6 separate regions of the Homo sapiens genome follow, and regions 1, 2, 3, 4 and 5 are each linked to region 6. The links are chromatin loops, found by intact Hi-C in ENCODE. Cell type or tissue: PC-3. All regions are shown on one strand. Links, peaks and the distances in the headings refer to the core of each region. The heading gives the core; the rest is flanking DNA. Region 1 overlaps LINC02331 (long intergenic non-protein coding RNA 2331). Region 2 overlaps LOC105370504 (a long non-coding RNA gene). Region 3 has its middle 69 kb from the start of BMP4. Region 4 has its middle 18 kb from the start of MIR5580. Region 5 has its middle 140 kb from the start of CDKN3. Region 6 overlaps LOC105370504 (a long non-coding RNA gene).

Evidence for each region. A loop is a pair of places that touch in the nucleus more often than their neighbours do. Peaks named below come from ENCODE experiments on the same cell type or tissue, not always from the same donor. Only the 100,000 strongest peaks of a DNase experiment are listed, where the experiment ranks them.
Region 1: a loop joins it to region 6, with 5 times the contacts of the local background. A loop is called at or near these places in 3 of 110 quality-filtered maps.
Region 2: a loop joins it to region 6, with 2.1 times the contacts of the local background. A loop is called at or near these places in 7 of 110 quality-filtered maps.
Region 3: it touches region 6 in a loop (10-fold over the local background); 9 of 110 quality-filtered maps call a loop at or near these places.
Region 4: it touches region 6 in a loop (5-fold over the local background); 9 of 110 quality-filtered maps call a loop at or near these places.
Region 5: it touches region 6 in a loop (4-fold over the local background); 2 of 110 quality-filtered maps call a loop at or near these places.

The regions. Positions count from the first base shown.
Region 1 is chr14:53,790,041-53,795,525 of GRCh38, forward strand. LINC02331 (long intergenic non-protein coding RNA 2331) reads right to left here. Exons shown (of 6, transcript NR_184221.1): 3 at 3,302-3,356. Among named protein-coding and RNA genes, the nearest start is that of LINC02331, 58 kb to the right of the region's middle. In PC-3, for the core only: a CTCF peak has its summit at 3,056; no DNase peak of the experiment used is centred there.
Region 2 is chr14:53,605,657-53,611,141 of GRCh38, forward strand. The region is part of intron 2 of LOC105370504 (a long non-coding RNA gene); the gene reads left to right. LOC124903316 (a long non-coding RNA gene) reads right to left here. Exons shown (of 2, transcript XR_007064176.1): 1 at 3,269-5,485; 2 at 1-1,968. Among named protein-coding and RNA genes, the nearest start is that of LINC02331, 240 kb to the right of the region's middle. RefSeq lists an enhancer at 2,259-3,458. In PC-3, for the core only: no CTCF peak of the experiment used is centred there; a DNase peak (open chromatin) is centred at 2,945; H3K27ac peaks cover 679 bases.
Region 3 is chr14:54,022,619-54,028,103 of GRCh38, forward strand. No RefSeq gene overlaps it. Among named protein-coding and RNA genes, the nearest start is that of BMP4, 69 kb to the left of the region's middle. RefSeq lists an enhancer at 486-535. In PC-3, for the core only: CTCF peaks have their summits at 3,245 and 3,445; DNase peaks (open chromatin) are centred at 3,243 and 4,223; H3K27ac peaks cover 407 bases.
Region 4 is chr14:53,927,941-53,933,425 of GRCh38, forward strand. No RefSeq gene overlaps it. Among named protein-coding and RNA genes, the nearest start is that of MIR5580, 18 kb to the right of the region's middle. In PC-3, for the core only: CTCF peaks have their summits at 2,133 (motif pointing right) and 2,341; a DNase peak (open chromatin) is centred at 2,131.
Region 5 is chr14:54,249,843-54,255,327 of GRCh38, forward strand. No RefSeq gene overlaps it. Among named protein-coding and RNA genes, the nearest start is that of CDKN3, 140 kb to the right of the region's middle. RefSeq lists an enhancer at 1,738-2,937. In PC-3, for the core only: CTCF peaks have their summits at 1,761 and 2,494; DNase peaks (open chromatin) are centred at 1,679, 2,369, 2,699, 3,909 and 1 weaker place; H3K4me3 peaks cover 2,061 bases; H3K27ac peaks cover 4,230 bases.
Region 6 is chr14:53,537,465-53,542,949 of GRCh38, forward strand. The region is part of intron 2 of LOC105370504 (a long non-coding RNA gene); the gene reads left to right. Among named protein-coding and RNA genes, the nearest start is that of LINC02331, 310 kb to the right of the region's middle. In PC-3, for the core only: CTCF peaks have their summits at 469 (motif pointing left), 2,216 (motif pointing right) and 2,422; a DNase peak (open chromatin) is centred at 2,227; H3K27ac peaks cover 336 bases.

The DNA of each region.
Region 1 (5,485 bases), core at 124-5,123, 250 kb after region 6:
AAACAATTGCAACTACAAATAAAAGAGGTAACCCAAATCTCAAGTAGAAATGCAGGGTACACCAAAGTCCCTTGGGGAATCTTAAAATGCATATTCCCAGGCCTCACTCCCAGAGAGTCTAATACTGAATATTTAGCACAGGGCCTGAGAATATGCATTTTAAAGGCTTGTTTGATGATGCTGATGCAGGTAGCTCAAGGACCACACTCTGGGGGAAACTTTATGCTGTGCTGTGGAACTGACTATCTGTTCTCAATAGATGTATCAAGGTGATGGGGAGAGACCAACACAGTGCAAACACTCGTCCCCCATCATTGCTGCCTTTCCTCTGCCTTTAGGGCCTGCAATCTAACAAGGTTTCATCAAGGACCAGAATTCTAATTGACAGAGGATCTGGTATGGCTGGAGAGAAAACAGCATTTCAGGTGAGGCAGAGCAGTAACAAATGGTAACAAGCTACATTCCAGCTTAAGTTTCTCTGAGCTGACAACTCACACCCTCCATCAAATCCACTCTTACCAGCACATTCTAGAGTTAAATGACTCCACTGGCAGAAAGTCCTGCCTCCCAGCTCACCTGCATAGTGCATACTTGAAATTTGGAGCCGTTTTTTGTTGTTTTTAATTCTGCACTCAACAGCAACAGGGACATCAAACACCATCCTCAGATAGTTGAGAACCATTTATGCAGTGTTAAGTAACACACTCAGAAAGGCCATGGTAAGGGAAATGCTAAGTTCAAGTATGCTCTGAATCAAGATTTTGCATGAATTCTTCCATGGTTTGAATTCCTATTTATAATAACAGTTTGGAAGGTCTTCCATAGGTCCTTTCAGCTTTCAGTAGTACAACTTGGAAATAGTTTATTCTCTCATAACTCATATGGGAAGTGTCTGCCAAGCCTCAAACAGTCTTTTTTTTTCCCTGACAAATACTTCAAGACAGGGCTGCACTCAAGCATTCAAATTTGGTAGCATTAACTCTAGTAACATAACTCTGACAGTCCACTTAAGGAGGGGAGAAAAATCATAAAACCCTTCTGCTTCACTTAATTTAATGTTTGACAAGTCCCTTAAAGAATAACTGGGATATTCTCACCAAATGCTTTAAGTCCTGTTTTTACCACATCTGTCCCTGGAGTTTGTTCATGGACATCTTATGATATAATAAATCCTTCTTTCCTGACACCCAGCCCCCAAACAAGGAATGTGTTAGACAGACGGTATTAATCACTGGGTGGCAATCTGATTTCGAGGCAGATATCGTGTGACAGGAGAATGGCATGCTTCATTTTGCATTGTCCTCACCACAAGATGCCTTTTAGTCAAAGCTGGTCAGGTGAGAACAAATATTTTTCTCTATTTAAGAATTTAATGGGATCAGCCCAAATTCAGTTCATGAACTCAACTTAGTCACATGTGATTGTGGCTAGACATCAAATCCAGCAACAGAGGCTGGATTTCTGTAGTGGAGAATAAAATGGGGATAATTGTGGTGTTTTTTTCCCTGTGGTCTTCTATGTATCCTGGTAGGCATTCCAAAATTGGAAAATTGGTATTTTTCTGATGTTGGACATTGCTATTTGAGTCAGTCACATTATGCAGATGCATTTCAGACTTTCTGTAGAGAGTTTTGTTGTTAGAAAAACTATCCTACTAAGTAGGATCAAAGGCACTTTCTCTTGCAGAGTAGTTTTCAAGGAGAAGATAAAAGCAATTTTTATTGGTAAAAGCTAACTCACATTTAGTTAACCAACAAGCCAACCGGAAATCATTTATTGAGCCTCTCTTATTGCCATTATACTGTAACTCTATAACAGTATAACAATACAATAGGACCAGTCCTTACTTTCCAGAACTACAAAATCTGGGTAAACAGACAAGACTTACTTAGGGTGAGGGAACAATTATAACTCCCATATTCAGCCCTGTGTATGCTTGGTCCATGATAGATATTTAATCATTTCTTACATATACAATAATTGACTGCTAAACTTTAAGGTACAAATAATAAATTCTGGTCATCAGACAAGAGATAATGTGAGGTTTTCTCAAGCTTCTTTGACCATGGAACCCAGCTTTCAGGAAGCTCTTCAGGTAATCATGTTCCATAGAACTTGCTTTGGGAACTTTGGCTCAAATGCACATGGGAGAGGTGGAATTCCTACTATATGAATTCCAGGAAGAGGAGCAAAGAATTAAATGGATGGAAATGAGGGGAGAATCGAGGCAGAGAGAATAACAAAAACATAAGGTGAGGACAAAATTAACCTGAAGCATGGGGAGGTAAAAAATTTTTACCTTTTATAATTGAAATCATTAGAGAATTAAGTGGCTTTTACAATATTCTATATTTCTAAATAGCATCTGTTTTAGCTGAAATAGTGAAAGCCTGAGGGAGGCAAACTTGTGACAGTACAATAAACAATTGGTTTTGTATTCTTATGGAAAACTAGCAATCAGTGAAACCATGTTTAGGGTGCAGAGCACAGACCACCATGCCCAATAGTCTCATAGTTCTCTATGTAAGCTTCTGTAGAAAACAGGGATAGGGGATGGGTGGGGGGACCTGAGGAGGAACATGGGGAAGAAGGGGAAAGTCTTATTTTTTGTACCTTTTTCTAAAGTAGGAGATGCCAATATGACATTTGTGACTCTAGATGTTTTTGTTTCTTCACTGATTTTTCTATATTTTATAATGGCCTTCTAAGGGCATTATCATTTCTTACCATCTCTTTTACTTTCTTTCTTTCTTTTTTTTTTTCCTGGCTGTTTCTTCTTCCAAATGAATCTTCAGGAAAATTCAGGTTTGCTACAGGATTTAGACAACTTTTTCTGTTCTGTCTTGAATGTGCAATTAATCAGTTGTGTGTTGAGCGAATCTCCTAAATTTCTTTATTTCAGCTTCCTCTTTTGCAATAAAGGAGGTGAACTGGAAGATGGTCTCTAAAATCTTATCCTCCCTACTAAAAGAGCCATTTTTGATATTGAGACAACCCCTGTCAAACAAAGAAAATCCACACTCCACCTAAGCCCTGTCCCAGTGATCACTGCCACCTGGGGGCAGCCCTTTTGCTGTGTTTATGGCCTTTCCACAAAGTTCCATCACTACACTCAATCAGCCTATATTCTTATGGTGTTTCTGCAGGTCTGTCTTTTCTACTACAATGTGAAGTGCTTGATTCAGGGGCCATATGTTTTTCATATTTTCTTACCTAGTCTTACTCCAGGAGGCAACACTCCAATGCAATATGGCCTAGTGGTTAAGAACCTGGTGATTTCAGTCTTGGCTCAGCCACTTACATGTTGTATGGCCTTTGGAAAATTGCTTATGCTCCCTTTGCCTCTGTTTCTTCACCTGTAAAGGGAGGATAAAAATAATAGCTTTTACTTTGTGATCCCATTTAACAAACACAGAGCACAAGGCACGGTGATTAAAAAAAAATAGCTTATTTTCAGTAACCAACACATACCAAATGACAAAATCTTTGAATAAAGGAATAAGTCTACCAAAAGGAAGTATGGGAATGGATTGGTGGATTGGTTTTATATTTATAAAACCAATGTTATTATATATATTTACACACATACACATATATATGTTTTCCCTGCAAATTTTATATATAATATGTTAATGTGTATATATTATTTGTATATATTAATATATTTGTATGTCTATTGTTTATATATTAATATATGTGTGTGTATATATAAATATATATAATTCGTAGGGAAAACAAAGTTGAATAAGACATAAATTTCATGCCACTATGAAAATTACAGTCTAGAAGGGAAATTAAGACACACACACGAATAAATAAAATGCTAGATAAAATCAGTACTCCATAAGAAAAAGCAAAGTGTAGCAATAGTTCAGAGGAGAGGAGAAGATAAATGATTTCTAACAGAGGGATCAGTAAAGGCTCTGTGGCTGAGCTGATATATCTTTCAACATAATAGAACTGTGTTTACACAGCATCTGTTTCATCAACTCCCTTAGAATTCTCCCTCATGATTTAAAAAAAAAAAAATCCTCCTTTACAATACATAGAAATGGAGACTTAGAGGGTTAAATTTGTTACTTGTTTAGGGCTAATAACTTAAATTCCAATATGTTTTGAACAACAAGGACAGGGGATGGGTATTCCCAAAGGGTGGTTTACTATTTTGTGCAACCAGAAAATTTTTGCTGCCAAGCACCAAAGGCATATTCATGAGCGTAACACCAGGAGAGCAGCCAAGGCCCCACTTGAGCTGCTTTTATTGTTTGTCTAAAGTGGATGTTTATCCAAGCAAACTGCATTGTGTTCCAAAAGGAGATTCATCATACTTGTCTTTGTGGTTACAGAGCAGGAATCAAACTGATGGGGTGATGGGTGCCTGGGCCAAAAGCAGAGATGCTCCAGATCAGAGACCCCTCCCTTTGCCTGGTCCTTTTCAAGAACAAGAAAATCTTTGGAATGAAAATGCAGTGACTGACCTTAAAGGAACCCATACCCAGGGTTTTACTTTCAGGGAGTTTTGGACACTTGGGAAACCCAGCTCAGCCACTGGGAGCTTTCATGCAAACCACATAGAGTGCAGAACCAGTTTACGTTTGTCTAACATGTAAAGTCTTCTCAAATTCTCCAGAATTAAATCACATTTGGGAAGTTTGGGTGATTCTGGAGTACACAGCCCAGATTTCCAAACCCAGCACATACATGCAAATGGAAACATGGCCAAAGCATTCCTAACTGCATCAAGGTTATTGTTAAGTAGTTTCTGAAAGTTAAATCCATACATTTCTCAAATTTGAGCCAAAATACATTCCTGTCCTTAAAAGTTCATGAGGTTATTTGAGGTGTGACTTTTCAACTAGCCCTATATTTGAAATGATGATCTTGCCTTTCAGTGCCTCAAATAACACATTAGGTTGGTTTCAAATGACCAAATCTGAGTCAAGTGCAGATTTTTTTTTCTTACAGTATTTTATTATGCTGCCCAGGCTGGACTCAACCTCCCAGGTTCAAGATATCCTCCTGCCTCAGGCTTCAGAGTATCTGGGTCTACAGGCATGCATCACTATGCCCAGCTTAAAGTGCAAAGTTTTAAGACGTTAGCCTAGTGCCAGCCCCTAAGAATATATCCAGGGTCTTCAGTGTGAATGAGCACCCTTCTTTCCTCACGGGGCCCTCATGCCATCTCACCCCAAGTTCCCTCAGGGAAATTAATTTCAAGTACCATCTTCCCAGGCTGCCCCTACAACCATTTTGACAGATGACTGTCCCATCCCTTTCCTCTTCTTCCCTGCAGTTCTGGAAAAGGATGATGTCTTTATCTCCAGAAATATTGACCTCTTTAAGTACCTGAATTGAGAAGGTCTTTCCTTCTCCCTAAAGGGAGATTTGCCGTAGTCCTATATTCTCTCCCTGGCAGCAACTTTTCCAGTTCTTTCTCCTTGTATCTAGAACATATACTCATGTCTGTCTATTTTTTAAGCAGTTA
Region 2 (5,485 bases), core at 111-5,110, 68 kb after region 6:
TGTCCTTTCTAACATATTTACTTCTCAGAATAAAAAGCTGGCACATCTATTTTAAAAATTACTCCAAATGACATGGCTTTGTCATCTTCCTAGCATTGCTGAGCTCATCAAATAAGATTTTAAGCTGCACAATCACAGGATCACTGACCATTTACAACTTCCAGGATACTAAAAAAGGACACTGAAGTAGGTGTTTGGCTTTCTAGAAGCCAAGGCTGAAGCTGATGCCAGATACTAGATTTAGTCTGAATCTGATGTTCAATGCATATCTAAAATTTATGTTTTTCTTCCCAGATTCACAGCTTCCATCTTCTTCTAGGTCTTGACTCTCTTGGTGTCTTCATTCCTAGGTTCTCTTTTCTAAGCTTCTATAGATCTTATGTGAGGTCATCTGACATTTAGTTATTATATTTCTTTTCACTTTCAGTGTCTTGCATTTTTGGCTTCATTGTCTTGCATGGTCATTCAATTTTTGTGTGCATACTTCGATTATTTCCAGCTCAGTAACAAACTACTTGAGATTAAGCATGGACATTATTTTCTTTAGATTCTTTACTGCCCTTAATGCTGTACGGCTGAGAGCTCCATAAAGAACATATGCTTTGTGAGTGAATAAATGAATGACATAATTCAGCTTTTACTGAACATCCAGAGGGGGAATAGTTGTTGTGTCTGTCTTGTGGAGAGGAAGTCTTAGTGCTGAGAAATTTTGCCAAGCTTACTGTCCCATGAATTATCATAATATGACAAACTGGCTTGGAGCTGAGTCATCCATGCCATGTCCATGTTATTAGATCTTGTGACATGGGAAATCTGCAAATGTTAGATCACAAGTACAACTAAATGAGTGTGGGTCTGTGCATGTATAAATATTCTGTTTCAAAGATCTCTTAATAAAGAACATGTACATGGGTTTATAGGCCCCAATTAAATGATATAAAATGAAAGTGACAGAGCCAGGATTTGAACTTAAGCAGTCCTGCTCCAAAGTTCCAGTTTTTAATTGCTCCACTCCACTGCATCTTTATGAGGTACACACAGAATCAGAGTAATCATCATCTAACCTTCATGGGCTCCATTAGCTTAGAAAGAAGCTCAGCTTAATGTCCTAGGCAGTGCCACAGCACCCCTGCCAGGAGTCAGATACTCATTTCCAGACCACCAGAAGCTAGTCCTGGAGGAAAGACCACATGTAGTCTCTAACTGAAGTTCTGGAAGAAGTTGAGGTGCCCTCAGTCAGGTGTGTGGGGTGGTTCCGAGTCAGTCTGAAAGGCCAGCAGAGTGACCATATAATTTACCATCCAAAGCAAGATTCTTCTGACAGTGAAAGGAAACTCTGTAATAATTATGCTGAGAATACAAACGTAAGCTGGGACCACCCCAGGCAGTTTTAGGTTTCTGAGTCTGGGAAACCTCCAAGGAAAAAAAAAATGTAACTAAACTTAATAAATTTGGTAAGACAATGATCCGAAACAGAATAAAATTGGGAAAAGGACAGTCTACCTAGGGATAGAATCCTAATACAGTTAACAATGTTTAGAAAAGAAATGGGCAAAGTGCGTATGACAGATGAAATAGTGGGGCAACAAAGTGCTTAAGTCTCTGACCTGGTAATCTGCTTATAATAGAATAGAAAATCAGTCGTCCTGAGTTGTCATTATATAAGTTTAAAAAAAGTATCTAGACAGGCAGAGCAATATGGAAGTGAGAATAAGCCAAGAGAACAAATGAAGCTGAGAACAGATTTCCAACAACTATTCTCTAGGTGAGGCCCGAATGACTCTAATAACAGGTGAGGACATCACTACAGGAACTCTTAAACAAATTTTGTGTATCACAAGCTCAGGGTGAACTTTAGGGAGCAAGTCTGGGTCAGCCACATCTGTATCTTCCTGGTGCCAAGACTGTTCCATGTTCTTGTCAGATGATGTGCAGGTATTTCTTCTTAGCTGTCTGAGTTTTCTGAAACTTTCAGTGATTGAAAAATAAATGTTAATAAACTTGGGAAATGTAGGACACCAACCATCTGAAAAGAGGTAGAGGACAAGGTCAGTATATCCAGGGACAAAAAAACTAATGCAGTTAACCCTGTCTAGGGAAGAATTGGGTGAGGCTATATGACAAGAAAAGACCTGAGATCTAAATTCAAGTTGAATATAAGTCAGCCATGCATTTCCAGATCAGAAAGAATAGGAATGTGACATCAAAAATTGGAAAGAAACTTATTGTTGCTCCAAGACTTGCCACGGACCTTATGAGGGCAGGATGTACAATTCTGACTTCATAGTTAGAAGAATGATGCAAAGAAGTAAAGTTTGTAAAAGGATGACCGGAAAGATTATAATGGTGGGAGCATGTTCTCTCCTGACATTTGATGAATAAAGACAGAAAGCTAAGGGTTGACTTAATTGTTTTCAAGGATCATGAAGAATATAGATAGTCACTATTTTGCTCCTTTACACTAGATTGAATAGGAAGAAATGGGCTGATATTGCTGCAAGAGATAAGTTGGTAATACTTAAGGAAGTACTTCTCAACCAAATATTGGGGCAATGAAGTGCTGAAGTCTCCGACTCTGAAATCTGTTTACAGTGGAATAGAAAATCACTAGTTCTGAGTTGTTACTTTATAACATATTTGATGTAGGAGGCTGGGGAGAGTGAATGGAGGAATTTGAGATCTGTCTCTTCACAGACCTGGAGGTTCTGAAACTGGTTGGAGGGGAGAAGGAAAAGTCAAAGTCAATTAACCATTAAAAACTATGAAGCCAGCTCTCTACCCGTGGGTCATGGGTGTGTTGAGATGGTTCCTCACACACCAGGGCCAAGCCTTCCCTTCTGAAATCCAGGTGGTGATGCTTTCACATTGTCCCGTGACTTCACCAGGGTTGTTCCTCCTCGTTCTACTTTAGTCCCTGGTGAGTCACCTGGGTGGAGACTCTGCCTTTGGCCCTGAGGAGGCAGCTGCTCCCTTTTGAGCTGGGAGGAGCAGCTTCTGTAGGTGTCACGCCCAGAAACTCCACGCAGCTTTGTCAAGCCTCTAAGCCTTTGTCAAGCCTCTCTGTCTGGTCAGAGATCCAAGACAGAATATCCACTATTATCTGGTATGGTATTCAGTCCTTCTGTTAAGAGAGAAAGGACACCTTTGCACCAGGGCAGTAGCCAACATCAAATCAGCTTCAGGAAACATTGAAGCCAATATAGAAGCACCTCTTAGAGTACAGCATCCAGCCTTTCTCTGCCCAGATGGCCACTTGACTTGAACCTACCTTTATTCAGATCTAGAAGCCCAGAATCTGCAGAACCAGAGCAACACAGCTGTCCTCACAGTAAGGTGCTGGTCTCCCTAAGGGGGAACATGCAATTTTCTGTTTGTGATGCAGGTAGTATAACCAGACAAGATGTCACTGAAGACTCACAACTTCTCACAAGAGGTAGGAGATCCATCCACAGAAGAGAAAGGGCACACAAACCTACCTCTTACAATGTGGATCTGTGTATAGTCACTCAGACCTTCGTTCTGAAATCACTAAATTAAAAAAGAAAAGGGAAGTGTAGCACCAAGAAGTGACTCTTAGAAAGGAATCCTACTGCCTCTTGCTCTTAGGCTCTGATTTTGCCTGCATTAGGAGTCCTGCATTTCTTGAATTTATTCACTCAGCAAATATTCATAGAGTAGCTACTATGCACTTACATAGGTACTGGAGATAAAATGATGAATAAGACAGACATGGAGTTTATACCTAATGGGGGGAGATAGACTATAAACAAAAGAAATAAACAAGAGAATATCAGATTTTGATAGGTGATAATAAATCAGGGTGATTGATGGAGAGTTAGTGCTGGGATGGGAAGATTAGTTTAGCTTGAGATATTGGGGACAGGCTCACAGAAGAGCTGATTAAAGAAGTTAACCAGCAACTTGAATGATAAAAAAGAGCTAACCAGGTGATGATCCAGCTTTCCAGCAGAGGGAATTGCTGGTGGAAAGGCCCTACGCCAGGAAAGGGATTAGCGTTCTGGAAGAAGGGAAGCCCATGTGCCTAGAGTTTCATGAGCAAGGAGCTCAGGGATCTGAGATGAGGCAGGAAAGCCTTGTCAGGAGGCAGATCTCTAGTGGTCTTGCAGCCATGGGGATAGTGAATTAAAAATCCTGTAAGAATTGGATTAGACTCCAGAAGTCATAGAGTTTGCCCTTCTCACTTCAAAAATGGAGAAACAGCCTAGAGGGGTAAATTCTGTCACTCCATCTCAGCCAGCCAAGCATGGTAATGTGGTGACTGAACATGGGAACTTCTGACACGGTTTCTGCCAATTTCTGCTCAACTCTTCCTGAATGCTAGAAAAGAGGGACTATTGAAAGTCATTAAATATTTAAGCACCTGCTCTTTAAAATATGTCACAATCATACTGTCTTTTTGACTCCCACAACTAAAAAATCATGGAGGAAAAAGTCAATCTTGTAGAATAGATTCCTATTTTCCATAGAGAATGATAGTTTGAACATTGGCTTTTCATTAAGAATTAAATTTTCTAAGGACCGAAAGTTTTTACCAAGAGCCCATGTTCAGGTTCTATACTTGCCATGAAGGCTTTTCCTAGCCAGGGCCATACTTCAGATGGGCTGCTTTTGATCCATAAGTTCAGGAGACTCTGGAGAAATGACTGGGTGAAACTTATTATGCACTTTTCCAATGTGGGGAGGACCAGAGAGTGTGGGTGTGTATGAGGAAAACACAGATGAGGTTTGGTCATTATTAAAGCCACTGGGGCTGGGAGCGGTGGCTCATGCCTGTAATCCCAGCACTTTGGGAGGCCTAGGTGGGCAGATCACTTGAGGTCAGGAGTTCAAGACCAGCCTGGCCAACATGGTGAAACCCTGTCTCTACTAAAAATACAAAAATTAGCCGGGCGTGGTGGTGGGCACCTGTAATCCCAGCTACTTGGGAAGCTGGGGTAAGGGATTCGCTTGAACCCGGGAGGCAGAGGTTGCAGTAAGCCGAAATTGTGCCACTGCACTCCAGCCTGGGTGACAGAATGAGACTCTGTCTCAAAAAATAAATAAATAAATAAAGCCACCAGGCAGCATGGTGTCATGACTGAGCACACGGCCTGTGACACTAGACTACATGAGTTGGAACCCCAGTTCTGCTGCTAACTCGCTGTGTGAATTTGGGCAAATGACCTCATCTCTTCCTCAGATTCTCTACCTGTAAAATGGGATGATAATAATATCCTTCTCATGGAGAATCAGATTAATAGCTGCAAAAGCATTTAGAACTATGTTTTTACATAATAAACACTATAGAAATGCTTCAAAGATTTTTTTAAAAGACTTGTAAAAAATGTAGAATTATCTTTTGCTGTCCTTGTAAAAATGTGGGGGTCTTGTTGATATCTTTATGGACCAGTTTTGTATTGTCTCAATGTGGAGTGTTTAGTTTGGCTATTTAATGTCACAGATCAAATGCAATCTCTTCATTCCA
Region 3 (5,485 bases), core at 168-5,167, 490 kb after region 6:
GCAGTAAATAGGCTGTTAGTAATGTAGTGGCAAGGGGAAGCATTCTACAGTCTTATAATCAGGTCTCAGTCTTTGGGTGAGCCTCTGCCCCTGGACTGTGAATTTCAGCAGTGTTTCTCAATTTTGTTTTTTCCACCTTAGGTGGGACAGGATGGCTAAAGGGAATTGGCATTGGGTATTTTCCTTCCCCTACATGGAAAGCTAGAGTTGGCTACAACTCTATGGATATTTGTATTCCCCCAGGTTGGTTACTCTGATAATATGCCAGCAGACTGGCTCTGATAAAATAGCTTCTCTTCAGGGAAGGCCTTGCTAAAAAGAGCAGAATGCACTGGCATATTTTAAAATGGTTTCTTGTCTCCTTCCCCAGCGGAAACACGAGAGGCTTTTTCTCTGATATTCACTGTTAGGACCTGGTAGAGTTCCTGGAGGCAGAACAAAATTGTGAGAACCTTTCCTCACAACCCCACTGCACCCTCTCCCCCGGAAGATTGGAAGTCCCCTAGAGTTTGTAATTTTCACAGTTGTCCACATTGGGCCTCTGGTAATGCTTCACTTTCAGTGTATGTTTTCCTACACTGGTACTCGTTGCCACAGAGGTGTATGCTCACAGGTTTCTGTTCACACAAGCTGTGATTTTCTGTATCCACCTGTCAGTCACTCTAATTTGGGGAGGCTGCAGTTAGTCCTGTGACCTCACTTCTCTGATGGGTCTCAGATTGCTGCTGATTTTTCAGTTTATTCAGACTTTTACTTATTATTAGGACAGAGTGGTGAACTTCTAAGCTCCTTACATGCTGGACCAGAAACAGAAAGTCCCTTGACTAGTTTTATATCAGAGTTTTGCCAGCCACATAGTATTTTTTCATTTAATTTTTTAAAAGAATATTCAAATTTATTTAAATAGGCAGATAAAATTCTATGTATTTATTATTTACAATATAATGTTCTGAAGTATACACACATTGTGAGATGATAAAATCTAGCTAATTAACATATGCATTACCTCATACTTAACATTTTTGCAGTAAGAACACTTACCATCCACTCTCTTAGCATTTTTCAAGAATACAATATATCGTCATTAACTATAGTCATCATGCTGTACAATAGATCTTTTGAACTTATTCTGCCTATCTAACTGTACTTTTGTATCCTTTGACAAACATCTCCGCAACTTCCCCACCAGCCACCTCAACGTCTGGCAACCACCATTCTACTCGCTGTTTCTGCAAGACCAACTTTTTTAGATTCCATATATGAGTGAGACCATGTGGTGTTTGTGTTTCTGTGCCTGGCTTATTTCACTTAACATAATGTCCTCCAGGTTTATCCATGTGGTTGGAAATGACAGGATTTCCTTCTTTTTACAGCCGAATAATATTTATATATATATATGATATATCTGATATCTGATATATATAAGATATTCATATATACATATGACATATATATCACATTTTCTTTATCCATTCATCTGTTAATGGACATGGGTTGATTCCATATCTTGACTATTGTGAACAGGGGTAAAATAAACATGGGAGTGCTTAGATGTCTCCCCAACATACTAACTTTATTTCCTTTGGATATATACCCAACAGTGGGATTATTAAATCATATGGTAGTCTTATTTTTAATTTTCTGAGGAAACTATATACTGTCTTCCATAATGGCTGTACTAATTTGCATTCCCTTAGTGTGCAAGGATTCCCTTTTCTCTACATTAGTGTTCTCATCAACACTTATCTTTTGTCGTTTTGATAATAGCCATTCTAACAGGAGTGAAGTGATATATCACTGTGGTTTTTTTTTATTTGCATTTCCATGATGATTAATGATGCATTTTTTCATATGCCTATTGGTCATTTGCATGTCTTTTGCCTATTTTTAAATTGGGTTGTTTTTTTGCTATTGAGTTGTTTGAATTCCCTATATATTTTGGATATTAACCCTTGTATTAGAAGTATAATTTGCAAATATTTTCCACTATTCTGTAGACTGTCTCTTTACTCTGTTTCCTTTGCTGTCTTTTTAATTTGATGTAATCTCATTTGTCTATTTTTGCTTTTGTCTCCTGTGTTGTTGAGGTCATATCCAAAAAGAGCATTTCCCAGGCCAATATTGTGGGGATTTTCCCCTATTTTTTTTTTTTTAGTAGTTCTATGGTTTTGGGTTTTACATTAATCCATTTTGAGTTGATCTTTGTATATGGTGTGAGGTAAGGGTCTAATTTCATTCTTCTGTATTTGGATATCCAGTTTTCACCACTGTGTGTTCTTGGCACCTTTGTCAAAAATCAACTAGGTGTAAATGTCATTTAGTTTATATGGCCTAGGAATTATCTAATATTTAAGAATGTGGTACAATTTGCACGTAAGACTATCTGAACCTGGTGCCTTTTTTCAGAGTGGTAGGCCTTTTACTATCTTTTTTTATTTTATTCCTTTTATTAGCCTATTTCAGATTTTTTTTTACCTCCTTTAGTTAATTTTGATAATTTGCAGTTACCTAGAAAATTATCGATTTAATCAAGATTTTCAAGTCTATTGATATACACTTACAGACAGATTCTTCTCTTTTTTTTGAGACAGAGTCTCACTCTGTCACGAGGCTGGAGTGCAGTGGCGTGATCTCAGCTCACTGCAACCTCCACCTCCCATGTTCAAGTGATTCTCCTGCCTCAGCCTCCCAAGTAGCTGGAACTACAGGCACACACCACCGTGCCCAGCTAATTTTTTTGTATTTTTAATAGAGGCAGGGTTTCACCATGTTGGCCAGGATGGTCTCGATCTCTTGACTCCGTGATCTGCCCACCTCGGCATCCCAAAATGCTGAGATTACAGGCGTGAACCACCACACCCAGCCTAAAGACAGATTCTTAAATAATTTTTCCTATCTACCATTTTGTTGCCTTTCTCATTCCAAATATTTATTTGCCATTCTCTCTGTATTAATCTATTAGTGGAATAGCAATAGTTTTTGTCTATTTCATAAGTCTTTTCAATTTATGACCTATAGGTTTTATTGTTAAAATCTTTTTTGTGGTTGTTGTAGTTTAAAAGTATTTCTGTTTTTGTCTCTATTATGCCTCTCTTCAATTTCGTTTATTTATCTTTTCTAGTTTTATGAGTTGAGTGCTTTAAGGAAGACAATTTCATATAAGACTGTTTATTCCAGTAAGGTTAATTCCTACCCCCTGCCAACAATAAAAGTCCAATATCATTATTCTGCCACCAGGTGGCTGGCCAGTGATACTGATTTATGGTGACATAGCAGGGCTCAGTGTTAATCTCTGATGTTGGCAAAGTAGACACACAGCAGTGAAAGAAGCCATATCCCACATATATAATTTTCATCCTTCCCACCACACTTTCAATAAGCTCACTGAGCAATCACTGGAGTGGCCAAGGAAAGTGGCTGCTGACTTACATCCCTGAACTGGCCATCTGGTCCATCCTTTGCCATCTGATTGAGAAAGTCCTTAGTTTTGAGGGCCATTGGTGAGCATTCATAAGGCACCAATACTGACACACTCTGGACCTAAGGTGGGGAAATGGGAGTGGTTCAACAGGTGCAGGTGATAAGAAGTGCATTGTTGGCAGATAATTTAAATAATAATAATAATAATGGCAACTACGATTTAATCTTCTTCTTCTTAGCACCATCTGCTAGCAATTCCAAACAATGCCAGTTCACAATACTCCCTCTCAAAAAACTTTCTGCTGGTCTAAGTTCTAAAAAGTTGCTTGTACCTGGGGCAAGCCACTCCTACCACCCACCCTTGGTATAATAGAGGTTTCCATCCACTTACCCTGCCCCTAGATCCTCTCATTATCAATCCTCAGTATTGTTCTTCTCTAGTCCCTGATGACCCAGACAAGTATTAGCCACTGATTATAAGTCATTTTAGACTCGTAATGCAGGACAACTTTCTTTCCAGGATATGTGAAGAAAAGATATTCCACATATAATTCTGCCTATTACAGAGAGGATTTCTCTTCATCATTGTCCTTGTCATCACACACAATTGAGGTTAATGAGAACAGTCTGCATATAGCACAGTATCACCTAAAAATCAAGTTTAATGTTTTGCTTCTTTAATCAACTGGTCATAGGGTACTCCTCCCACCCATGAAGCTATGTAAGCAGGTAGAAGGTGATGTGGCTATGCATCAACAGTAGGAACACTGAGAATGTGAGCCGCTTGCTCACACAACTCACTGGTACATTTAAGGCCTGCTTAAACTCAGTCTTATGTCACTTGCTTAGCCTTGTTGAGTAAGTGCTGCTAGGCAACCCAATTTTATGACTTGATAAGTAAGATAATACCCATTCATGATAGGCAGTCTTGCAGCAAACTAGATAGAACCCACATCTAGGATAGGAGCTGATTGGAGTTACTATTACTACCTAACTAATTTTACAATAATCGACTGATATTCTCCAAAATTACTTGTTATTACTAGGTAACTTGTCATGAAGATAGGAGGATTCACCACTCCTTTGTCTTTCAACTTTGTGATGATGTTAATAATTTCTGCAATACCTCCAGGTATAAAGTATTGCTTCTGATGTATTGTTCATCTGTGTTCTTGAAGTTATTTGCATAAAATTGTTCATACTACCCCTTTACTATCCTTTTAATGCCTCTAGGATCAGTAGTGATGACCTCTCTTTCATTCCTGACAACTGTGACTTGTACATTCTCTTTTTTCTCTGTCTTACTATATTTTAATCAATTTTATTAACATTTTCAAAGAACAAACTTTTGACTTTGTTACTTTTCTCTATTTTCTGTCCCTTTTCTATGTAAATTGCTTTTCATTCTTGTATGTATCATTTTCATATTTCTTCTTAATTTTGGTTCAATTTCCTCCTTTTTCTGTCATCTTCAAGTAGAAGTGTAGATCATTTATTTTAAGCATTTTTTCTAAAATAAACACTTAAAAGTATAAATGTCCTTCTATGCACTGCTTTAGCTGTTTCCTACAAATATGAAATACCTTCATTATCATGTAGTTCAAAATACCTTTTTCTCAAGTTGAGAATTCTTTTATTTATTTATTTACTTATTTTTTAAATTATACTTTAAGTTCTAGGGTACATGTGCACAACGTGCAGGTTTGTTACATATGTATACATGTGCCATGTTGGTGTGCTGCACCCATTAACTCGTCATTTACGTTAGGTATATCTCCTAATGCTATCCTTCGCCCCTTCCCCCACCCCACGACAGGCCCCCAGTGTGTGATGTTCCCCATCCTGTGTCCAAGTGTTCTCATTGTTCAATTCCCACCTATGAGTGAGAACAAGCAGTGTTTGGTTTTCTGTCCTTGCGATAGTTTGCTCAGAATGATGGTTTCCAGCTTCATCCATGTCCCTGTAAAGGACATGAACTCATCCTTTTTTATGGCTGCATAGTATTCCATGGTGTATATGTGCCACATTTTCTTAATCCAGTCTATCATTGTTGGACATTTGGGTT
Region 4 (5,485 bases), core at 134-5,133, 390 kb after region 6:
ATGTGTGTAGCTTTAAAAAAAAAAAAAATATATATATATATATATATATAACTTTCCAGGTGTTTCTGATTTTTATCCCATGATTAACATTGCCAGAAAAGCAACGTGAGGAAAGGGAGCCCAAGATAGAGCCCAAATAAAAGCCAACACTTAGATTTGGTAAGGGAAGGGAATGTTGGCCAAAAAACAAAAGACCAAGAAGGTGCAGCCAGGAAGTAGAAAGGAGCAGAGTGGAAAATGAGGACATGGCTCCATGTGTCAAACGCTCTCAGAGACAAAATGAAGGTTCAGAGGACTACAACATGACTGCTGAATTCACAATGTGGTCATCTCACCAAGGGCAGATTGCATGAAGTCCAGGGTACAGAATGCAGAGAGAAGAGAAATAAAGGGTGAGTCCAAGGTGGGGGAAACCAGACTAGGAGTGAAGAATTAGGGTAGGAGTTATAGGGGGCATGGGATCAAGGTGGGCATGTAGTTTCCATGGGATTATTGTTCCTTCCTTGGCAACAGGAATTAATTCTCTCTAGGACTTCTCTGCATCACCCATAATGCTCAGCATGCTGCCTTATACCTAGCTCACACACATGAAAAAAAAGAATTAATTAAAAAGCTGGGTGGCCAAGCGCAGTGGCTCATACTTGTAATCCCAGCACTTTGGGGGGCCAAGGTGGGTGGATCACTTGAGGCCAGGAGTTTGAGACCAGCCCGACCAACATAGCAAAACCCTGTCTCTACTAAAAATACAAAGATTAGCTGGGCATGGTGGCACATGTCTGTAATCCCAGCTACCTGGGGGCGCTGAGGCATGAGAATCACTTGAACCTGGGAGGCAGAGGTTGCAGTGAGCCTAGATCATGCCACTGTACTCCAGCCTGGACAACAGAGTGAGACTCTGTCTTAAAATAAAAAAAAAAAATAAAAATAAAAACTTGTAAAGTGCATCTTTTACAATTTAGAGGATCTCTTCAAAAACACAGACTTCAAATCAAATGGATTCCATTACCTTTAATTATTCCAAGACTAAGTATGCCCCTAGTATATACCAGACACCCTGCTCACCACTGAGGATACAGACAAGACATTGTCCCTGGTCATAGGTTTATAAATGGGGGCTATATAGGCTTAGAGGAATGGGTTCTTGGGGGAGAGAGGTGATTCCTCAAGGGTATACACTGTAGAACCTAAGTTGAGGGGTCATTTAATTTTATAGCAAGCCACCAAGTCATGTAAGTGTACAGACTCTCTCTATATATATCTGTATCTATATATCTATATCTATATCTCTCTATATATCTATATCTATATATCCATCTATACCTATATCTATATATACATGTATACATAGTGTATATATATATATAGATATATACATGTATATACAAATATAGATATACTTGTATATATAGATAGAGATATAGATAGATATATAGATATAGATATAGAGAGAGGTATCATGGCTCACTGCAGCCTCAAATTCCCAGGCTTAGGTGATCCTCCCACCTCAGCCTCCTGAGTAGCTGGGACTACAGGTGTGCACCATCACGCCTGGCTAATTTCTTGGATTTTTGGTAAAGACAGGGTTTCACCATGTTGCCCAGGTTGGTCTTGAACTCCTGAGCTCAACCGATCCTCCTGCCTCATCCTCCCAAAGTGCTGGAATTAAAGGCATGAGCCACTGCTCCCAGCCCCAGACTATATTTTTATGCTTCCTAAACTTTTCCATGAGGAGGTCTAGAGGAAATTTGGACTCTTTCATTCCCTCCTTCTGACGTTGTGCAGGCAGAATAAGACACCTAAAGCCAGGAAGCTACTTTGGGGAGCCCCAGCTCACAGCTTTCAGCACATTAATGAGTTCTCCATTCCTCACAAACAGTGGAAATATCCCCTGCTACTTAGTTAAAGGCTTCAGTGATCTCCCTTCTTCTCAGCTGGAGAAACTGCTGGGCTCTCTCTTCCTTTGGGAGCTTGCAGAGGTAAAGGCCAGGACTCTCTGAGAAGTTTTTAAACCAGGGAATCAGGCTATATTGGGGACAAATAGTCCTCTACCATAGTTCAGAGAGCTCTGGAGATAGGAAGATCCTTAGGATCCTCTCCCCAAGAGGGGGCACTCAGCACCTGATTGGGGTCACCTGGCCACTAGGGGGCTTTAGCAACACACTGGAAGACAAAAGGATTGAGATCAAAAGCACTTTGTTTTCTTGAGAACACTGTAGCCCTCTCATTTGATAACACATTCTTATTTCTCCACCTAATCAAATCCTCCCAATACTTAGAGGTGTCAAAATGCTCATTAAAAATATAATGACAGTCAAAACCCAGTGTCAGAATAAGCACAGAGCTTTAAACCAGTACTGTACTAAATCGTTTAGGATTAGCACTTCTCCAAGGAACGATGAAAGTAAAGTCATAGACTGTCCATGAATAAAACTGAAGAAGGTGGAGGACAGCCAGGAGCTGCATCCATTCACTGCTTTTCAAGAGAGGAAACAGAAGAGTACAAGAGACTTAGGAAGCTTGAATGACAGTAAAGAGAAACTGAGTGGAAGATGCTTTGGTCATCCCTGGGGAATTCACCACTCCAGGGCATAGTTTGATTTCAGAGGCATTTGGAGTTAAGACCCTTGCTTTATAAATGAGATCCAGGCAAATCTAAGTGCTTACTTTAAAAACATCCTTTCCTAGCTGTTCAAAAGAGAACAAACTTAGGGCCTGTCATAAAATGTGCCTGGAAACTATTAATGTATCAGTGGTCTTAAATGAAAACATTTCCTGTAAATACACAAGATCCAACACATGTTAACTAAAAGTAACTTTTTCTTCCAGAGGATTTCATACTTCATAACTATCAAGTAGCTACCATACCTTTGGTAAAATTAAACCTTCATTTACAAATATGCCTTTACATTCCAAAAGGTTTAAAGCTTTACCTAAAACCTTGAGATATTGTTAAATAAAAATCACTACATGAACAGCATTAGAACTATAAATTTTAAAAGGCCCACCAATTAAAGAGTAGTTTACTTTCTCATTTTTTAAATTCTCCAGAGTGTGAGTTTTTCCTTCCCCTATAAAAAGTCGTATATTACATTAAAACAATACATGAAACAAAACAGTAGGCTGTTCAATTTTTCAAGAAACAGCCCTGATTAAAATCATATTTCTCTTCAATACTTTCATCTAATGAAAATTGCAGAATTCCACATGTATGTATATAAATTTCAAAATTTCATATATACATAGATGTGGAATTTTTACATATAATATGTAAATTATAAATTATAAAAATGTATATAAATGTAATATATTATATATGTTATATAATATATTATATAAATTATATAATTTTATATATAAATTTCAAAATTTATATACGTAGGTGTGGAGTTCTGCAATTCAGAATTGCTAAACCCAGCCCAATCTAGGGCTGAAATAATTTCAATTCTTTTGTGTTATTTTTAGACTTTTACCTTTGATGATTTGTTTTTAGGTGTAATATGGTGAATTTGGTACATACTGGGCACATTTTTCTTTTACTAACTTGGGCAACTTAATAAAATTCGTTCAAGACCATTCATGTAAAATATATTTAAATAACTTTGAAATGTTATTGAACAAGAACAACACTCCCAATAGAAAGTACAGATGAGGGAGGTTCACTTGTACTCGTTAGCTAGGGCTTCCATAACAAAGCCCCACAGATGGGGTGGCTTAAACAACAGAAATGTATTTATTCTTCATAATTCTGGAGGCCAGAAGTCTGAGATCAAGCTATCAGCAAGGTTGATTTCTTCTGAAGCCTCTCTCCTTGCCTTGGGATGGCTTTCTTCTCCCTGAGCTCTCACATGGACTTCCTTCTACATGTGTCTGTGTCTGTATTTCCTATTCTTATAAGGACGCCAATCAGCTTAGATTGCCCCACCCTAATGACCTCATTATAATTCCCTCTTAAAAGACCCTATCTTTAAACACAGTCCCATTGTGAGGCACTGGAGGTTAATAACTTCAACATATGAATTTGGGGGGACAAAATTCAGCCCATGACACTTGTCTTCAATGAGTATGTGTCATATTCCTAATTTAATTGGCCACTATTGGAATACTTCATGTTTATTAAAAGGGAAGTTCACAATACACTACAAATCCTTTAATAATATTCTGAATATAAGAGTTATGCTTATAAATAAAACCAACATATCTGAGCAAGACAGAAGTTTATGGAACTCTTTGGGTAAATGTCTTGGCCCTAGGAAGCATATTTTTATCCAAAAATATTTTAACATACTTTTTTCTAATTATAAAGATAATATGAAGAAAATGTTTAGTCTTTACAAAAGACTAAAGAAAGTAAAAACACTCAAAATCAGTAGAAATTACCCAAATCCCATCCTCCAGAAGTTATCATTGTAACTATGGTGCTAGACATTCTGAACATCTGTGTACATACAAAGACATACACACACAAACACACACAACTTAATATTGATGGAATTGTCCTTCCTACAGAGTTGCTTTCTATTGCATTTTTTTAATTTAAAAATAATATGCTATTGAAATATCTTTCCATGCCAGTGACTACAGTTATGACTGATTCTTTTTAGTGGCAACATACAGTTTCATTGTATGAATGCATAATGATGATTTTGATCCATCCTTTATTGATAGATGCTTAAGTCTCTAGTTATTTTATTCCAACTATTTCTAATGCTCTGATGATTTGTATATATATTTTGGTGTATTTGAGATAAATTACCTGAAGTGGAGTTTTAAATTTTGAAATCCAGTATCAGGCTGCCTTCCAGAAAGTTGTACAAATTTTTATTAATAATGCCTAATTATTAATATGCACTTTAATAACACAGTGAGAAGTCAGTCACCTGCCCATCTTCACACATTCTTGCAAATATATGATATCACCAATCTTTAAATCTTTGCCAAATAGTTAAGTTCAAATGTGATAACTAAATTTTGCTTTATTTGCATTTCTTGAGTTACTTCTGAGTGTTCTTTTATTTTTGTATCTTACATAAAACATTTATTCTCATTGCATTTATTTGAACAAAATGTCATTTCTAAGCCATCACAGAAAAATAGGCAATAACAAGATTATGAAGTATTTCAGGCATCTAAATATATCCTGTCAAATTACCCTTTCCCATCCATACCTTCAATGGTGATAACTTATGACCTGGTAGGAAATGAATCAACCAATCAAATTCTATCTCCCTGCTGTGTTCACCAGGATATCCTAAGAAATGTTGCCAGTTGGCACTGGAGCTGAATGTTAAAGCCTTCCATGGGATAGGTCTTGGTTATCACCAGTCACAATCATGTGTAATTTAAAATCAGAAGAAAAGGGAGAAGATACAGATACAGTTTTTTGGTAGCAGGGGAATGTCTTGTTTAAAAAATTACAGGACCTAAAGTAGGAGTTTCAAAACTTTGGCTAAATCTTCAGGTAGCTAAAGAGCAGCTGAAAAGAAGT
Region 5 (5,485 bases), core at 278-5,277, 710 kb after region 6:
GATAGAACTGGTCTTTTTAAAAAGTTGGAGAGACAAAGAAATTTCACCCAGATTAATTGCAAATATTATGTGTCATTTCAAAGGAACTTTTAAAAAAACATTTTAAGAAGTCGTAGAGTAAAGGTTACATTTGTGCAGATCACAACTATACATGTAGAAAATAAATGAAAAACAAAATAATTCCCCAATGTTATATAAATGGCAAACTGTGGCTTGGCATACACAGATTCAAACACTCTATCTCTGAAACAGACAGAGGTGAGGACCATGTGTTCTGATAAATTGTGTTACAGGGCTAGAAAGAAGGCCTATATGTCACAGATAGGGGTGAAGAGTTTTAATAAAATATCTAGTTTCTTAAACTATGAGAGTGAACAATGCAGTATTTCTAAATTAAAAACATTTTATATTGAAGACAATTTTGAATATTTGCAACTACATTGATAAACTCAGTATATAATTAGTCAAGTGACTAATCCATATCCCTAAAAGTTAACATAACCACTTTATTTTTTAAAAGGTATTTTTATTAAGAAGGTAAAAGATTCCTGTATATTCAGGGTCTCTCTAAGCCCCAGTAATATTATAGACACTCCACTGTATTATGAGCAACCATCAAGGCCTGCTTTGAAAGAGTTTTTTCTAATCCACAAGATTTCTAGAACTTTCAAGGAGGCTACACCTCTCTCGGTACTTGTCAGAGTCCGCTCCCCAAATGAGTAGCCTACTTTCCTTAATTTAATGAGCTCTGTGCAGGAAGAAAGCTGTTTAAAAAAAATGTACTTACACATGTAAGAAAATGGTGGATGATACAGAGCCATACATTGTTCTTTTTTCCAGTGTCCACAGCTTGTGAGTGAGATCTTGTCCCTCAGTTAATGGTTCAGTATTCAGAATATTCTTTTTCTTGAGTTTTGGATACCACTCTGTGAGCTAGGAGCCATTTATCATATAATATTCTCTTTACTCTACAGGACTCTTCCCTGTCTATCAGCCCCCTCCACCATACCCCTTCTCTTGGCTCCATGCTTGGGGAGCCGAGAGAGGCCAGTTATCAGCACGACGTAATTGCCAACTGCTGAGTCCATTAGGAAGGGCAGGCGAGAAATCTCTCATTAACTAAAGCATAAACTTTCTTCTTATCTACAGGATTCTTATCTAAGTTCAGGCTATTGTGCCACAAATAGAACCCACAGGCCAGATATAAATATTAATGTTTGTGTTAAAAGTCCTTCAAATATGGCTGGTACTATCTCTAAAGACCTACACATATGATATAATTTACTTCCTCATCAAACAAAATTCTTGGCTGTGACTTCATCAGGAATGGAAGAAAAACAAAGGGAGGCCTGGGCAGCCCCCTCTGCCTTATACCAGCTCATTTTGGGTACAGTATCTTCCAAAATGGATTTGGATTTGGAGATCCAATTATACTGAGCATTTTTTTTCCTTCTTATTACAGACATAGACAACTGAAATTCACATAAGTGATGCTGGCTGGCAGAAGAAAGTTCAGAATCCCTCATCCCTTTCTTCTCTCTGCCAGGCTCACACACCCCGTCAAAGGAGAAAGCACAATTTTGCTGACCCTTTCAGGGACAAGTTGCCCTGGAACAAGTGAGCAAGCCAACTCTTGAGAATACTCTGGAAAAGCAAACAGTGGATTATCTTGGATGTGTCAGTCCCGTAGGCAGGTTTTCCCACTTAACGCTGGCACTCTTTTCTGCTTTGGGATTGCCAGACATGACTCCACCAGCAGGCACCCCACTCCCAGTCCCAGCTGTGTCCATTCCTCGTTCCAGAAGACACATACACATCTCAACTAGACAGTTATTTTAAATAGTCTACTCATAACTATGATTTTCAAGAATGTTGCAGCTGGAAAGTGAGGGGAAAAGGGCTTACAGATTATCCAGTCCAGAGGCTACAAATTCAAATTCTTAATGGGGTCAGAGAGGTACTGGAAAGGAGTGAAGCAAGCCATATATGAGACAATATGGAAAGGTGAGGACTGTGGCAAACCACCTAAAAATGGTCCCTCTGATTAGAATCAAACATTCCCATTTCAACAAAGAAACTAAGTCCCAAAGAAGTAAAGTAATCTGTCAGGATGAAAATTCAGTTTAGCTCATTTTCCACTAAACAGGTTATGCCTAGGCAAGAAGGGGAGAGTACAACGTTCTCCAAATCTGGTCTGGGGGTACATAAACCTTTGTTTTAGACTATTAAAAATGCCATCCTCCCAGGTATGTACCCTCCCAGTTTTACTCCACCCCATGGGCTGTGGTCAAGACCACATTCATTCTCAGGAATGTTCTGTCTGGGGAGAATTGCCGGGATATGATCTGTGGTCAGTGAGAAAGCCCTTTTGATCCCAGCCACAAGAATGCAGCTGAGCTCTGAATCCCTCTCTCCATAAATCAGAGTCCTCTTAGGAATGGCTGGGTGTGGCTCCCCACACAGGTGCTTGGTCACTTCAGCAATCCTAAGGGGGCACTCCTTCACTTTGAAAGTCTTCTAGGAGCTGCTGGAATCAAAATGGTAAATCCAGAAGACTCTGTGTTCACAGACAAATTCTTCCCGACTTTCTGGGCATCTGTTTTGTTCATTCCTAGCACCCAGGTGTGAGTGCCTGTCTGCCTTGCTTCTGTTTGCTATTTTGTGTCTCACCTTCAACCCAGAATCTGACTCAGCTTGGGAACACTAGCCAAAGAGTCTTATGTGTACACTGCTTTTAATGTGTCCAAGGATGCAGAAGGAAGCAGCTATTCAAATAGTTTAAGAAGTCTGAATACTGCTGTAGCCTCAGATCCTGGGTCCAAAGAGCTGACTGAAGACTGGCTGGAAAATTTGGAATCTTCTCTCCAGGGGATGCCCATGTGCCTCTGGGAGGGGAGCTCTTCCCTTAGCCAGCAATGAACTTCCTGAACAGACCAGCCATGAGATCAGCATGATACACCTGCCAGGAGGACTTAAGGCCAGGTCCACTTATGAAGACTCAGATGTTCATGGTAGCTATGATGTTTTGCAATGGGCCAGTCATGCCCTGGGAGTCTCAAGAGTGCATCTTAATTTCTACATTCATGAAGATATAATAATAGGAACATTTACTAAATACTCAATGGGTTCTAGGTACCCTGATAAGTACTTTACAGAGACTACCTCATTTAATTCTCACATCAGCCCTATGAAGTTAGTTACCACTATTGCAATCTCTGTTATATGGTTGTAGAAATTGAGGTTTCAAAACATTAAGTTAATTTGCCCTAATTCACCAAACTAACAAATAGTGAAGCCAATGTTAAAATATACCTATTCGGATTCCAGGGAACCATTAACTGGAAAAACATATTTCTAGTAAGAAATCTCACCAGGTAGGTAATGTCTTTGTAATATGCCTGAGCAGTAGTCAGATACTGAGGCAAAGACTCTATCAGAAACTGGGGATGTGAGAGGGCCTCCAGATCACAAACAAAGAGTGGGATCAGGGATAGGTCACAAGTTCCACCATGACTCAAGCCTCAGATCTATGCATACCTCATAGGTAAGTAAGGAGATTTAGGCAGCCTCCCTGTGCTGGCTACAGAGTATATGGGTGCTGCAGGTGAAGGCCACCCCCACCTGGGACCAGCCTCAAAGGGGATCAAGCCTGGCAGTCTTGGAAAGTTGGTCTTGGGAAGGCTACAGGGCAACCTGCAATACACACTGAACACCCTTTTGCACTGGTAGAAAAATCTGTCTACTCCTTCCTGGTAGATGGGAAGACCGCCTTCCAGGGGTTTCCTCGAGGCCAGAGGAGATCTGAGCACATGTCACAGGTCACAGCAGGCAAGAACAACAGTGAGGCTGCTGCTCACCCAGCCTCATTGCTCCCTTCTCTGTCATTCTCCTTCTCAACCCTAGAAATGACTCAGAAGAGCAGCTAAGGTGACTCAGAGAGAAGCCCTTTCAAGTTCCTAAGAAAACATGCATGCAGCCAACAGTGAGGTGCATTTGCTCACGGCTGTGTTATTTTAAAGGCAAATGTGGCTCCAAAATGGAGCCACCATCCTAGCACGGGGCCAAATCACACTGTGGGCCATTTTTAGTGGAGAGAGACTGTTTACAATAAATCCAGGCAGGCTTTAAATGTTGATTTATTCTTCTTAAAAGCCGAACCACACCATGTGGATTGGCTGAATCCAATAAGGGATTCTGGGATTCATTATTTTAAGTGGGACACAGTTTGGGGGGATGTTGGCTGACAAGGCTGTGGGGAAAGGCCTGTGTGGCTGTTCTTAGGGCCAGGGTCCAGGACTCAAAGTCAGGGGATGCCCAAGACCTTTCCTTCTTCCCCTCCTCACTCAAGCTCCCTGACTTTTGGCCACTCTGCTAACACCCTTAGTACCTCTATTGTATGGAGAATTAAAAGGAGCTGAAGTTAAAATAGTCCTCTTTGCTCTTTCAGATGACTAAATAGAGATGATTTATGTAATGGCATTGCTCAAAACTATCTGCAGAATTATTCCCTTTATAGTCACCCTATAACTCTTTCCCTCCTCTCAAAATATGCCCAGAAACCTAAGAACATAGAAAAAACAGTTCCACTATCTCTATTAACAGGAGACATCAAGGCCTCCACGAGCCTCCAGACAGCTTTCTTGTTATTCATGTGCCTGGGTAGAGGCTTCAAACAGATGAATGTAGGGGAGGGAGCTCTGCTGTACTTTCTGCCCAATCTTTGTCCTCAGCCCACATGCTAAATGAGCACAAGGTCCTTCACTGAGACCTCCTCCTCTTTTTTTCCTTTATGCCCACCCTTGTCCTAGTTTTTGGTATCATCTGACAAACTAATTCACGTTGGTCACTAAGGTATATATGACTTCATGGACATCTACACCAAAGCAATACAGTTGGTCCTTGAACAATGCAGGGGTTAGGGGTACTGACTGCCACCCTGACCACACACTCAAAAATCTGTGTATAACTTTTGACTTCCCAAAAACTTAACTATGAATAGCCTACTGTTGACCAGAAGCCTTACTGATAACACAGTCATTTGACACATATTTTGTATGTTACATGTATTATATGCTGCATTCTTACAATAAAGTAAGCCAGAGAAAACAACATGTTATTAAGAAAATCATAAGAAAGAGAAAATATACTTATGATCCATTAAGTGGAAGAGGAACATCATACAATGGAAGTGGATCATTCATCTTTGTTGTCTTCATGTTGAGTAGGCTGAGAAGGAGGGAGAGAAGGGGTTGGTCTTGCTGTCTTGGGGTGGCAAAGATGGGATAAAATTCATGTATAAGTGGACCTTCACAGTTTAAACCTGTGTTGTTCAAGGGTCAACAGTACATTCTGAAAGAGAGAAGACATTTTTGCGTGAAAGAACATCCTCTAATTGTTAAAAGCCAGTACCTGTGAAAGAGAGGCCTTCCTAAGTCCTACGAATTCCATCATGTGCCTGGAGGCAGGCAGGAAGATGTGTGAGCAG
Region 6 (5,485 bases), core at 185-5,184:
CACAATGCTTTTCTTCTAGAGTTCAGAAGCCAAGGGTCATCTAAGCAGCTGCCCCTATCTGGTTTCTGCAAGTCTAGATGGAATAAGACAGATAGCAATTTATTGTACATTTTTTGGGATGGGTGGAGAGATAGGAAGCTCTAAAGAATTCACATTCATCTGGCAACAACAAGAATGCTTGTCTGCTATCCTTAAGATCCAGGGTTTAGACCTACAAAGCATTCTTTGATAGCTCCTGCTCTGAATGCAGTGTGGACCCTGCGAGGAATTCCTAGCAGCTCTGCTCTGGTCATTTCCTTCTGGGAAGGCTTTTCACCTGGCCTCCAAAGCTCCACTGAGACCTGTCCCTAGATTATCTCTCCAATTAAGGCCCAAGTTAATAGACTTCCCTTATTTCTTAGACATCTGGTTTAGAGCTTGGTGCCTTGGGAATCGCCAAGTTCTGCCCTCATGTGGACATCCCAACCTTGTGAAATTCAAATGTGGAGGAGTTCTTTCACTAACAAGGCAGCTTAATGGGCCTGGGATTAAAAGCACAGCGGCCTGTGTCCAGGACTAGTTATATAAGAGAACCTCCAAGAGAGGACATGTTTTCTCCAAATAAATAAGGCAAAGAGGCTACACTCACTAGTGCCACAGCTGGGGAGCAACTGTGAGCAATGAATTTCTCATGCTAACAAATCCAAGCTCTTTGGAAAACAGATGCTGAGCGCTGGGACTGGCACTGGATCTCCCCTGGCAGGAACTGCAAAGATTCAGAGATGGAAGGGTATCTAGAAATCATTTGTTCATAAACACAGCTGAGGGACCGCAACCTGCTTTTATGCCCTGCCTGGGCTGCCCTGGTGGATCTCTTCCATGCAGTGTTTCTATGAGGAAGAAGGCAGACATGCAAGCTTTCTGCAGCCCACGCTGTACAGAAATAATTAAACAGTTTTTCTTAACCTCTTGAACTTTTCATTTATTATTGCCATCCATTATGTCTACCTTCTCAAATCGCAGAATCCCAAAACTGAGCTCTGGGGTCAAGGGTTTATTGTTTAATGGAGATAGAACATTTTGTAAATTGCACAAAGTCACAATGTTTATAATAGAAGCTTCTGGTGTACTGAATCTTTTCCATTTAACAAACAGTGAGCTTTGACATGTGTTCTTCCTACATAGCAAGAAATCTGGGGTAAGTGCAGTACTGGCATGAATGCATTACCAAATCCTTCCTGTAAACCAAGTGACATCTGCAGTCAAATAAAAACATTCCTTCCACCAAATACCAGGAAATTCTAAAAGTATCACTATTCTTCTAAGGTCATGCTAAAATGAAGTTTTGGCTTTTAGAACACAGAGTAAGGATGAAGAAGGCCAACATTTTTGTCCAATACACATTTGTTGCTACAAGTCCTTGGGGACAACCTCCTGTTTCAAATATGAACATGTGTATGGAGAATTATTCCTAGGATTTAACCTTCAAATGAAAAGTGTAAATATTTTAAGAAAATGTATTAATGTTAAAAAATATTTCTGTTGTCTTTGTTTTTGCTAGAATTTGTACTTTCCAGTCAGGAACGGATTTGCTTGAAACAAAGCAAACATCCTCAAAAATGTACCCAGCCAAAATAACCAATGTATAAATACTTAGGATTAACAAAATATGAATATTCTTCAGTAAAGAAACTTGACCAAGAATTGGAAGTCCTTGGGAAATAACAGAAAAAAAAGTCTTAAACCTAAATTTTTAACCCTTTGTGTTGGAGCTCTAATCAATATATTTAAAGGAAATAAATGTTTGTGCAACATATTCTCCTGCGTTTTTTGGGGGGGACTTAATATAAATTAATGCTAATATAAAACCTTTTGGACTATAAGTGTAGTTACTGAAAACCAATGTAAAAAGTGACATTCCATGAGTGATTACCATAACTATTTTCTTAAGTCTTCACAATTGTCTCACAGCACCGGATATATTTTTGGCTATTTTTTATGAGGTAAAAACACCTATAATACATACATTTTACATTTGTAATGGTTCAGGCAGCTTTCTCTGCAAAATTCTCCATTCCTGAACTTCCCTGGCAATGCTCACTTAATTTTTTTCTCACTGTCTAAGTTTCTAAAAGAATTGTGTAGTATTTAGTGTTTGCCTCAATGGACTCTTGCTTACTGTGGGCCAAGCAAGACCTCGCAGGATTCAGGCTCACCATTGCAAATTGGCCAGCAGGTGTCACTGTGGGTTTGGGTGGTAACCCAACTGACTACAGAAAAGAATGACTGATGAAGGGGAGTAATAAGAAAAGGAGAGAAAGGGAAATACAAAAGCAGGTTCTTAGAGGAAGAGAAAAGTGAATTAAAGATCGCTGATGTTTCCATAGACCTTTTCTCTAGGATTTCAGTGTTCTTTTGTACCACCTCCCTGGTTCTTGTTAGCCCAGATAGGAATTCACTTGCATAAGATCTGTTGATTCTGAGTTAGTCACTAAGGATAACTTCACTAAATAAAATAGCAACAGAGATGAGCAAAGTTGGGAAGAGCTGGATTCCTGCAGCCTGTTCCCGACTACTCAGGCCTTGCCTCTGGGCTTCGTTGCTGTACGTTTTTTTGAACCATAGGCCCCTTTGTTTAACCTCAGAAATGTACAAAGTCTCTCAGCTTTTAAATAGGTCATAGACTTGTGGCCCAGAATAAGATTTTGGCTATCCCTAACCGTTCAGTAGTAAAATAAATCCTACTGTTTCATTACTTAAAGGGGCATCTTGGCCTGGAAAGTTGGTCCTTGTATCTCTCAAAGATTTGGATTGCTCATTTTCAACAAAGCTAGCCTGTTCAAGTCACATCTCTTTCTGAGTGCATGGAATTTCTTAATAAATAAAATTTCAATTTGTAAAATTAACACATATTTCTTGAACACCTGTCAACTTTTAAGAATAGCTGGCCATAAAAACTCTCTGTACAACGAGGAATTCACAGATGGCCTAATTTGAATAACAGGCTATAAATTGATTTCTTTTTTGGCTTGATATGTGAAAACAGCATCCATATTGTTGGTGCAGAGAGCAGGCAGTTTGTTAAAAAAAAAAAAAAAAGGATGCATGACTTGACTTCTCCAAATAAGGCATAACGTGTGTGAAATATCTTAATTGTAGTCAAGTTCTGAAGAAAACAAAGCAGAAAAAGGCTTTAAAGAAAAACAGTAAGTTTTCTACCTTCTGGAGAACCTTTGTGCCACTGTAACAATTTTATTTTTTATTTTTATTTTATTTTATTTTTGAGATGGAGTCTTGCTCTGTCACCCAGGCTGGAGTGCAGTGGCACCATCTCAGTTCACTTCAGCCTCCGCTTCCCCGGCTCAAGTGATTCTCCTGCCTCAGTCTCCTGAGTAGCTGGGATTACAGGCGTGCACCACCATGCCTAGCTAATTTTTGTATTTTTAGTAGAGATGGGGTTTCACCATGTTGGCCAGGATGCACTGTAACACCTTAATGTCTTCTCTGTTCCATCTCACATCATGGACTACCATCACATGATGATGTCATGATACCTCATGGCTGGAGACTGGACCCAGGAGGGTTAGAAACAAAAGCAATTCCTCTGTTATGAACATCCTGCAGTTTATATCTGATTTTAATTTCCTTACCTTTAAGTGTACATACATTAAGTTTCTTAATGATCCTTCTTCTAGTGCTGATTCTAAAGATTAAAACTATAATGTTAAGAAAAAAGAAAAGAGGATAAATTTGCAGGTTCAAAAACATTTAGAAAACTTAACTACAAAGTATGAACACTTAGTTGCCATCTAGCTTAGTCATCTATTCACAGAGATTAATAATTCTGGAGGAGGCTGGTTTGGTTCCACAGAAGATGATACAAGAGATGGCTTATAACTCTTCGTGAAAGTTCTTCAGGAAATCCATGCATTCATATATATGCCCCCTTCCCAATTCTCATTTGTGTATAAGGATAGGTCATTAATGTAACATTGTTTTCTCTGGTGCTCAAAGATTAAGGTTCACTTTTGCTTAGGATTTCTGGCAGAACATGTAGGAATCATAGCAACAGGCACTACAAGCACAAGCAGCTGATGGGTGTGGAGTGGGAGAAGAGAAAGAGGGAAGAGGGGTGTTAAGGTATAAAAATATTTATCCAGGGTAACAGAGTATCAACAGAATTCCTTTCAATTAGATGTATACATCTGTGAGGAGTGGACTCCTTGGCCATTGGTTTATCCTTTGGAATAATGCCCCACCATTTCCATGACAACTTATTAGACAGTTAAAAAATAATAGTGAGCACAATTCTTTCTGAGCCACTATGCCCTTTGTCTACTATGACTGTTATTGCATCTGTAATCACATAATATGACTGGGTATCTTGTGTAGGTGTAAGTTATCTTGTGCACACATACTTCTGTGTCTGCTAAACTCCCCTCTCAACACACAAAAAGCCTAGTTTCTCTAGGATAGGAGTTGCATGTTATACATCTCAAATCCCTGAAAACTTCTGCCTTGGTGCAAAGCATTTGGTGGGAATTCAATGAATCTTTGTTGAATGAATGAAAATTATAAAGGATACTTTTGTTTGGCAAATGTTGGTATTGCTAGATTACTTTTATGTAGTCCATATAAATAATTCACTTCTTGTGGTTCCATATCCTGATGTGAAAATTATGCATTTACTGTGCTTTCATAGATATTAATGGGGGCTATTAAAATCTAGAGATTATTTCTTGGTTGGTGGTCTTAGGCCTGGCATTGAATGAAAAAGACTTGAAATAAATTTTAATTTGTAAAAAGAATAAGTCTCTATGTATTGCTTTGTTAAAGTTTAGCAGTTTGCGCACATGATTTTTTGTATTTATTTCACAAAGAACAACAAAAAGACACTAATTTTCCTTAATGTTAGTATTTAATATAAAAAAGAAAATAGAGTGGAGTATAAAGGGATAGAAACAACCCATCTGTCCTTGTGATATTTCCCCTTTAACATCAAATGTTTTGTTTAAAAAGTATAGTTTAAAAATGGAACTGTAAATGTAATGATCTAATTTAAAAATTTAAAGAAGGATTATATTTATGTGCCAGTACATCAGGTTTAGTTATTATGTACCAAATGCTATTATATTTCTGTTGGGAAAACATTTTTTAAAGTTATTTAAAGCATTATAGAATGTAGCAAATCAAGCCATTACTTACACTTTTTGGTGGAGGGGGCAGTGTAAGGAAAATGTGTGGAAAAGACTAATGTTTATGTATAATGATTTCATTATCATATTTCTACTCTCTTTGTCATCCAGGGTAAACTCAAAGGACATGTCATGAATTCCTGAACCACAATAAATCTGTGAATGTCAGACACCGTGTGTGGGTAAAATGGATAATTTTCTGACCTTTAGTAAGCTTTCACTAGAGCAAAGGAAGTCCCTCAACATAATGTTTCCCCACTACAAAATACTGGCAGGAAGCCAAAGTATGCCCTTTGGCAAATCTCCAGTCT